2 separate regions of the Homo sapiens genome follow, and region 2 is linked to region 1. Evidence: read pairs that join two places in POLR2A ChIA-PET (ENCODE). Cell type or tissue: A673. All regions are shown on one strand.

Region 1 (5,000 bases):
ATATATTATATAGGATAATATATAATATATATTATTATATAGGATAATATATAATATATATTATTATATAGGATAATATATAATATATATTATTATATAGGATAATATATAATATATATTATTATATAGGATAATATATAATATATATTATTATATAGGATAATAATAATATATAATAGGATATATATATCCTATTAGTTCTGTCCCTCTAGGGAAGCCTGACTAATACATTACCCTATAACCTGATCAGTGGTGGTAAAGATAGTTTGGGCCAGTATCTGTATTTCCTCTGTTAAATTTACTTGCATCTCCACTTCCTTCATCCAATGGGGCAGAGACAGTATTTAACTTTTGTCTCTTTTTTTTTTTTTTTTCTTTGAGAGAGTGTCACACTTTGTCACCAGACTGGAGAGCAGTGGAATGATCTCGGCTCACTGCAACCTCCGCCTCCTAGGTTCAAGGGATTCTCCTGCCTCAGCTTCCCAAGTAGCTGGGACTACAGGTATGCGACACTCCACCCAGCTAATTTTTGTATTTTCAGTACAGATGGGGTTTCACCATGTTGGCTAGGACGGTCTTGATCTCTTGACCTCATGATCTGCCCACCTCGGCCTCCCAAAGTGCTGGGATTACAGGCATGAGCCACTGCAACTGGCCTGTCTCTTTAAATGAGTCTAGTGTTGTATGTTGCGGGAAGTCAGGGACCCTGAACAGAGGGACTGGCTGGAGCCACGGCAGAGGAACATAAATTGCGAAGATTTCATTTTAACATGGACATTTGTCAGTTCCCAAATTAATACTTTTATACTTTCTTATGACTGTCTTACTTTGATCTCTTAATCCTGTTATCTTCGTAAGCTGAGGATGTACGTCACCTCAGGACCACTGTGATAATTGTGTTAACTGTACAAATTGATTGTAAAACATGTGTGTTTGAACAATATGAAATCAGTGCACCTTGAAAAAGAACAGAATAACTGTGTTTTTAGGGAACAAGGGAAGACAACCATAAGTTCTGATTGCCTGCGGGGTTGGGCAAAAAGAGCCATATTTTTCTTCTTGCAGAGAGCCTATAAATGGACGTGCAAGTAGGGAAGATATCACTAAATTCTTTTCCTAGTAAGGAATATTGATATTAATACTCTGGGAAAGGAATTCATTCCTGGAGAGAGGTCTATAAACAGCCACTCTGGGAATGTCTGTCCTATGCAGTTGAGATAAGGACTGAGATACGCCCTGGTCTCCCACAGTACCCTCAGGCTTACTAGGATTGGGAAACTCCATCCTGGTAAATTTTAGGTCAGACAGGTTCTCTGCTCTCGAACCCTGTTTTCTGTTAAGATGTTTATCAAGACAATATGTGCACCACTGAACATAGACCCTTAACAGGAGTTCTGATTTTGCCCTTGTCCTGTTTCCTCAGAAGCATGTGATCTTTGTTCTGCTTTTTGCCCCTTGAAGCATGTGACCTACTCCCTGTTTGTACACCCCCTCCCCTTTTGAAATCCTTAATAAAAACTTGCTGGCTTTAAGGCTCAGGTGGGCATCATGGTCCTACTGATATGTGATGTCACCCCCGGCGGCCCAGCTGTAAAATTCCTATCTTTGTACTCTTTCTCTTTATTTCTCAGCTGGCCAACACTTACGGAAAATAGAAAGAACCTATGTTGAAATATTTGGGATGGGTTCCCCCGATAGTTGTATGTCCCATTACATTTATCTACTAATTGCTAAAATATTTTATAACCAAATGTATTAATCGCCCACATTTTGTCCTTTGCATTCAACCTACAATATGGATGAATATATAATTAATAAGGAAAAGTCAAAAGTGTACTTACTACTTGAAGCAGAGAAAGGAAACCATTTCCAACATTATCAAAGTTCATTTTTGCATTTTCCCATAGCATGGATTCGTTAAACAGAAGGCTTTCACACCGACTCTTATTCATGACTTCAGATGAAGGAAACCTTTCTCCACTTGTTGGGTCAATGCATTCATAGAATCTGCCAGCAAATAAGTCTACTCCCATGATACTAAAAATCAGCCAGATCATCAGGCAGACAAGAAACACATTCAAAGTGGGTAAGGTTGTTTTGATCAAAGCTCTCACAACCACCTGGTATATATAAAAAATGTAAACTTTAGATAGGAAATCTGAAACTGTTTTAGTTTTTGATCAGTTTGAAAAATACTAATTGATAGAATAACATATTTAAAAAAAAACCTTAAAAGGCCATATCTAAAGATTTAACAGCCCACATGCTGGTACTGGAATAACCTAAATAGCAATTCAATTTTTATTTAGAAAATACACTCAAATCAGGCTGGGCGTGGTGGCTCACGCCTGTAATCCCAGCACTTTGGGAGGCTGAGGCGGGTGGATCACCAGGTCAGGAGATCAAGACCATCCTGGCTAACATGGTGAAACCCCTTCTCTACTAAAAATACAAAAAATTAGCCAGGTGTGGTGGCGGACACCTGTAGTCCCAACTACTCGGGAGGCTGAGGCAGGAGAATCGCTTGAAGCCAGGAGGCAGAGCTTGCAGTGAGCAGAGATACTGCCACTGAACTCCAGCATGGGCAACAGACCCAGACTCCATCCCCCCACAAAAAAGAAAATACATTCAACTCTAGATATTCTTAAAATGTTTGTACTAAAAAATCATTAAATGGCAACAGAGCTAATTAGTACAAATACTAGAATAAATAATTATTTTGCTGGCTTAATATATATATATATATATGCTTATTGATGTCCTGTATCATGCCAGAAATGATCATTCAAGATAACTGAACCCATGTGTATGTATGAGATTATTTTAAAATATATATATTATATATTTTAAGTGAAATATAATATGTGAAAGAGTAGTTAGGGGAATCAGAAGACCAATAGTTTGTACTGTCAATGAAGCCAAGAGAAGAGATTGCTTCAGGAAATTAAATGGGTTGCTGTACGTCACAAAGATTCAATCCTCACTGAACCATTTGGTGTCACTGGTGAGTCACTCCAGAGTATGAAGCTTGGGAGATGAATCTGCCACCTAAACTTGAATACCAGCAATAATCTATAATCACTGTCATTATTTCCTCAACTGACTTCACTCTTTAAAATTCAAATCAGAATTGTATTCTTATTACTCCACTGAAGCTGCTACGGCAAATGCAAATCAGTTGCTATATCTAATATAATAATATAATAGTTTTACTATTTCCACTACTTATTTTTCTCTTAGCTTTTTTATTTTTTTATTTATTTTATTTTATTTATTTATTTTATTGAGACCAAGTTTTGCTCTTGTGTGCAATGGCCCGATCTTGGCTCACTGCAATCTCTGCCTCTGGGGTTCAAGCGATTCTCCTGCCTCAGCTTCTGGAGTAGCTGACATTACAGGCACACGCCACCCCGCCAGGCTTTTTTTTTTTTTTTTTTTTTTTTTTTAGTAGAGACGGGGTTTCACCATGTTGGTCAGGTTGGTCTTGAACTCCTGACCTCAGGTGATCCACCCACCTCGGCCTCCCAAAGTGATGGGATTATAGGCGTGAATCACTGTGCCTGGCCTCTCTTAATTTTATACTTTTGATTTCCCTCTCCTGACCTTCTTTCACTTTCTTCCTGAGGCACCACTGATTCTGTTTTCTACCATTCTAACCTTCCCTTCCTTCAGCCATTACTAGATACTAATCCTTTTGCCTGCATACTCTTCCTTATGTTCCATAGTTGCCTGTCTTTGAATTAATATTTAGGCTTTTAACTATGATTTCAGTAACACTTTTATTTCTAAAACTAGATCACAGATCTTTTGTTAATACTTTTAAATATTTTGAAAGGTCCATTAATTGTTCTGCTGAAGAAAAATGCCATGTCTTTTAGAAAATCTACATATAAAGAATAAAAAGAGTGGATATAGTTGACACATATATTTGAAAAGTAGACAGCACCTAAGACCTTAAACTTATTAAATACATAAATCATTAATTTTGTAAGCATGTAACTTCCTAATATACTCAATGATATATCTTCAGAGATAATTTACAGAACTTCCAGAGGTGGAGATGAGGCTTCAGGTCTGAACCTGACTTTGACCTAAGCATGGCTACTATTTTCCTGACCTTGAATTGTCCACAGCCATTGTTTCATTGCCATTCTAATGAATGTACAGCATTAAATGGTACAGGGCCTAATTTCTGACAGAGTCAGTTTCCCTGGCAAATCTCTTCCTCCTTTTCTCTAAATTGGGGCAGACAACTTGCTGATTTTGTTACTTTTTTTTCCTCCCTATATGTCTAAACTTATTAGGAAAAAGAACTGGTATTATCCCGTTTTTTGAAAATAAAAAAGAGTTTATTTTAGTTACATATTTACTTAGGGGGGTGTGTGTGTGTGTGCATGTGTATTTTGAGTAAATAGGCCCTCTGTAGTTTACATGTCAGAATATTCTATAATGTTTTCCTATCACTAAACTGTATTTATACTGGAAATGTGGCTGTCTTTTTTTTTTTTTTTTGAGACAGTCTCACTCTGTCACCCAGTCTGGAGTGCAGTGGAGCAATCTCGGCTCACTGCAGCCTCGACCTCCCAGCCTTAGGTGATCCTCTCACCTCATCTCACCTCAGCATCTCAAGTAGCTGGGACTACACTTGCACACACCACACCTGGCTAATTTTTGTATTTTTTGTAGAGACAGGGTCTTACTGTGTTACCCGGGCTCGTCTCAAACTCCTGAGCTCAAGCAATCTGCTGGCCTCGGTCTCCCAAATTGCTAGGATTAGAGGTGTAAGCCACCGTGCCTAGGCTGTTTTGTCATTTTAACTTCAATCTTATCAAACCATTCAACCACCTTATTTTCAGCTTATTTGCCACCTTATTTTGGTTTAAAAGCACTGGGCAATATCACCACCTTGTGGATCTTCATGATATGGTTAAATGAAGTCTGTTTCTTATTATATGTTACAATTACTATTTTAGATTTTTTGTTTTTGAGGTGTATAATTG
Region 2 (5,000 bases), 280 kb before region 1:
AAACACTTTCTTGATGTTGAGTCCCATGATAAACTCAAACTCCATGTTTGCTTAAGTGAACTTGGTTTCTGTTGAACTATGGAGTCCTAACCACTTCATTAGCTTCAAGAAAGTTGCCAGTACTGCATCTATCAAGTATTATTCATATTCTGGGCATCTGACACTTCATTTATTCACTTCTTCATGCACCTGATATATGCCAGGCACTTTTCCAGATACTTAAGTAACATCGGCAAACAAACCAGATCAAAACCCTCCCTTTGTGGAGTTTACATTGACATGTCAGTCATATGGAAAGGCACAACGCATTCAGTGTGCACACTACCTTTCTTCCGCCTCCATGTCTTTGTTCACAACCTTCACTTCTCTTGGCAGACCTTTCATCCATCTACACATAGCAAATTCGGCGGATATTTTAAATGTCTGGGTCAAATATTCTCTCTTCTCCAACGTCTTTTCTATTTTCTCAGCAGATAGAATTCTTTTTTCTTTTGTTAATTATAGAACAATTTTATGTTGTATCTTATGAAACATGGTCATTTGACAAGTTGAAAGCATTGAGCATAAGGAGATAAATGACTATTCTCATACAGACTCCTAGAAAAGGCCAATATCCCAAGCATGGCCCAAAGAGTACTATTAACTAACAACTCATCATTCTGTACACAGATACTTCATTCGTCAGAGCTGAAGCAGTTTTACAGTATTAGTAACTTTAAATCTTCCATGTTTCAGACTGAGCATAAAGGCAAAATATGAGATTTTTATTAAATTAGTGTAATATGCACTTAAAATCACATATTTATTTTTTAAAGTTAGCAGAAGATATTAAAACAAAACTCTGTGCTACCCTATGTCACTACTACACTTATCCCATTTGACCTTGTTCTAAGAGTTTTATATATGTATCTTATTTGGCTCCCAGAATGTAAACTCCCTGTGGAACCAGCTTTGCATTTTATTTATTTTTTTGTAGATTAATTTATTGAGAGATAATTTTGTCTCTTTCTCACTGTTACGTTTCCAACTTCAAAAAATGAAAAACTAATCTTCCTCTGCCCCCGTTGGTAAAGTTAGCCATTCCAGGAACCCCTTTGTAATCTTGTTTCAGAAGCTGGAAAAAATTAGCTGCCTACTTCCTAGGTGACAATACTTCAATCTGTAATGCATGAACCTGCTAAACAGGCTGAGGGGGCATGGCTGTGGCTTTTTTATGAGAGTTCCTAACAAGGAAAAGAGAATGAAGGCGTAAGATGTCATTTAGTCTTTGTAAGACTCCGTCTCTGTAAGACTCCGTCTCTGTCCTGTGAATGTGGTTGTTACTTTGTTATAGCTCTGTCAGTTGCACTGCTCAGTGCCAAAACATAAAAGGGAATATTATAATGGGACATAATCTCTGTCAATAGATTTTGGGTATTAAAGAGAGCGTGAGGTCACTCAGGTGGAAAAAGCTGGGCCAGGTAATTTTGTCTGTTAGTTTTACGACATAAAGGAGAGTCTCTCGATGCCATTAGATCTTGAAAGAGTTCAAAGAGAGAACTATCTCATTATCAGAAGGCTGAGGAATTAGTGTAATTAGTATCTGAATATTCTTTAATATTTTCTTGCATAGAAAATAAAGGTAATTGGTTATCAAAAATATTCTTTCAAATGTGTATCTCCTGGAGTTGTGGAGTTCTGAAACTTTAACCAGCTGCCTTATGAAGAGAATTTATTAATTAACTTTATGCCTGCCAAGGAGAAGGAAACCATTCTTAATTTTTAGCCAAAAATTTCCCAAAGTGATGACCAAATCATTATGTTTTGAGTTCCAGATTCCCTTGTTTAGAGTTATAAATGACATTTGAGTTTTAAGGCAGAAATGTTTCTAAATTCCCCTGTCATTTGTTTGGGAATCTATAGTCACTGAGCAACATGAAGCTGGGTCTCCCCTCTCTTCCCACCGCAGGAAAGGAATTGGAGGCTGGAGGCGAACTTGAGTACCTTGAGGTGGTATCCCAAAGGAGATGGTGGTGACAACAGACAAGTCTAGATGTTAGCAGGTCTTCTGATGAAGTCGGGGAGTGATCCCAACACAGATAGCAAATGCTAGAGTTTGGATTTAAACTCAGACCTTAAGATTTTAGATCTACAGGACCACTGTATCACTACAAATCCTGACTTTGCCCCCTTTTGATTGGAATAATCAGATAAAGCACACTACTGATGTGATCCTTGGTAAATGTAATTTACTACTTAAGTACTTTGCTTTTGTAGATGTCAATTTCCTAGTGGTTTTTTTTTTTCTTTTGGTAAATGCAGCATTCTGCAAAAATCTACTACCAATTCCTTGCTCTCACAAAGCATTCACCAACACTGTGCCACTATTTTAGAAATAGAAACCATATCCTAGCCGAAAATGATAAACTCATATATTTCCTTTTGAGATTAACCTGCCCTTTTGAAAGGGAGTCAGAAATGAATGTGAAATTTATTTGCTATTAGACAAATAAATGCAGAAACTGCAATTAAGAACTCTCTTTTAGGACTAGAGCCAACTAGTTTTTCTGCAAGTTTAAAGTTACAATTTTTTGATGGCAAGAATTGGCCAACTGATTTCAAAATATCTTATAGGTACTAAAGTGGACTTTTGAAACTCTGGTAAAGTCCATACATTCCATAAATTAAAAAAATAATAATCAGCCATTTTTTTCAAATATGATATAAAAATATCTGAGGGCTCCTCCCCTCCCCGCAACTGGAATTCACTGAATCAGAGCTGCTATAGGCTTGCATTTTTTGATGCACAGATAACCAGTTTTTAAATCACTTGTAATATAATGAACATAAATAATTGAATTTTTTTTTCTTACAGATTTGATTCTGAAGTATTTTTGAAGTATCTTTAGAACCAATGTGCTTGTGGGCACACATTACACTATTTAAAATTTTATTAAAAGTATTTTAAAAATCCTTAGAGAGAGAATGCCAGTTATCTCTCTCTCTTTCTGGTAGTGGAGAAGAAAAAATAGTATAGGCTTTTCTTAACTCACCACAATGCAGTAATTAAAAGCAAAAGAGAAAGGAGGGAAGTTGTGGGATTATGATGGAGATAATCAGATTCCCCAGTTGCCCTCTGCCTTCCCTGCTATCGAGACAACGCACAGAAGCCAGAATTATGTCTGCAGGTGATTATTTCAGGGAAGCAGTTACTCCTTGTTGGAAGATTCACTGCAATTTCCTTTCAATTACATAGGCAGACATTGGTGTTGGAGAGGGAAATAACAATATTCCTAAACCAAATAAGTAGCTTTTATAAACAAGACAGAATAATACATGAACCTGATTTCTCAAAGGGAAATTAAGTATATGAATGTCAATCATCTGATGAGATTAGCATTACAATATAGGTTCAGAATGAGTATTAAATCACAAAATTACTTTTTATCACTTGATGTAATAGCATTATTCCTCTGATTATATCACCAACTGAACAGCACTTCAAAAATTACTATAGTGCTCTGTATATATCTTTAATTTTAAATCCTTTATTATTTGGGGGCCTGGTTTATTTTTGATCTTTTCTTCTTTAGCTAACGTGTAAGAAGACATTATTAATATTTAGTGAAGATGACACTAAATGTCGTTTTTCAAAACAACAAACTCTGCCTTTTCCTAAACAAGCAGGGAGCCATTATGCCTTCACTGTTCCGCTTCCTTTGTTTCCTCTGTTTTCAGGACCTTCTCTTCTTTGACCGCATCTTCCTCCACCCTCTATCGGTGCACCTCTCCACGGTCTGACCCCACTCAATAATCTCTTTGAAAGTAAGAACTATGACTTATTTTTTTTGTCATTGTTCCCCAAACATATCCCAAGTCTGTGGTAGAATTAAGGTAGTTTCTGGAGAGAACCTGATAACATCTGCTGAGTATTGATGAATAAAAATTCCGTAATAGACTTCCAACAAAACCCTGGAGTAGAATAAAATAACTTTGTAAACCTCATAAAAAAGAATGTCAATTTACATAAATCATTACCATTGCTTTATCGATAGGGTTTTGCTAATCATTGAGAAATTGTGGAGCTGGAAAAGTCTCAGAGATAAACCAGGCAAGTGTTCTTATTTTGGATATGAGGAAACTGATGCCAAGAGAGGTGCAGTGACTTGTCCAAGGTCACATAGATAGTTTTATACCACAAAGGTCCATTCAAGTTTTCCCACAGTTTAACTCTAAAGGAAATTAATATTGAGTAAGGTACATCAGCACATAAGAAGCAAAATGGAAGTGAGTGAAGTATTTCTAGATATGCCACAATTGATTTTCACTCATGTTTTGACAGAGAGATGGATGTGATGAAGGGTATGAATGCAGTTACTGTTTAAGAAGGTGATGGACTAACCAACATTGGTTTTAGCAAAGAATAAAGAAAGTGACTGTCCTTCAATCTAGCTCCACATGCGGTTCTTAAATATTAACCACAAAGTACTCAAGCCCAAGGGCACGAGCTCTGGGTATGCAGAGTGTAGCATTGACAGCTTTCAGGAATGCAGGCCCAAAGACAGCTCCAGAAAATATCCAGGAAGCAAACTATCTTGAAGTTCTATACTTTCTTTGAAATGCCAAGATGTAATCTAAAAATATGTGTTCTACTTTTTTAGTCTAATAAACCACATTTATATGATGGTTATCTGTCATATGGGGAGACAAAATTCAACATTTCACATGCCTGAGCTTTATACCCCTCCTTTAAATGTATCAAGATTTCATAAAGCTTTGGTTCTTCAGAAAAGATCAAGGTACATCACAATATTTAAAGCATTATCTCCATATCTATTGCCACAGGAGGATAAAGAGAAAATAAACATAAATGCAAATAATGAAAATGCCTGAGCAATCATAAAGAATGAAGTTACTGTGTGGATTCTATTCTGTGTTTATGTGTTCTTTCCTTTGCTCTTAAGTCAGTTAAACATAATGCTTGGGTTCTTTCCTGATTTATTTCATTCAGCAATCCCCCC

What was found. Peaks named below come from ENCODE experiments on the same cell type or tissue, not always from the same donor. Only the 100,000 strongest peaks of a DNase experiment are listed, where the experiment ranks them.
Region 2: POLR2A ChIA-PET joins it to region 1 with 7 read pairs; 3 of 35 experiments call an interaction of 5 or more read pairs at or near these places.

The regions. Positions count from the first base shown.
Region 1 is chr2:166,414,866-166,419,865 of GRCh38, forward strand. SCN7A (sodium voltage-gated channel alpha subunit 7) reads right to left here. Exons shown (of 26, transcript NM_002976.4): 21 at 1,842-2,120. Among named protein-coding and RNA genes, the nearest start is that of SCN9A, 41 kb to the left of the region's middle. In A673, CTCF peaks have their summits at 2,991 and 4,911 (motif pointing left); DNase peaks (open chromatin) are centred at 2,996 and 4,896.
Region 2 is chr2:166,130,105-166,135,104 of GRCh38, forward strand. All of the region lies in intron 2 of SCN1A-AS1 (SCN1A and SCN9A antisense RNA 1), which reads left to right. It also overlaps a transcript of SCN1A not described here. Among named protein-coding and RNA genes, the nearest start is that of SCN1A, 4.6 kb to the left of the region's middle. In A673, no CTCF peak of the experiment used is centred here; no DNase peak of the experiment used is centred here.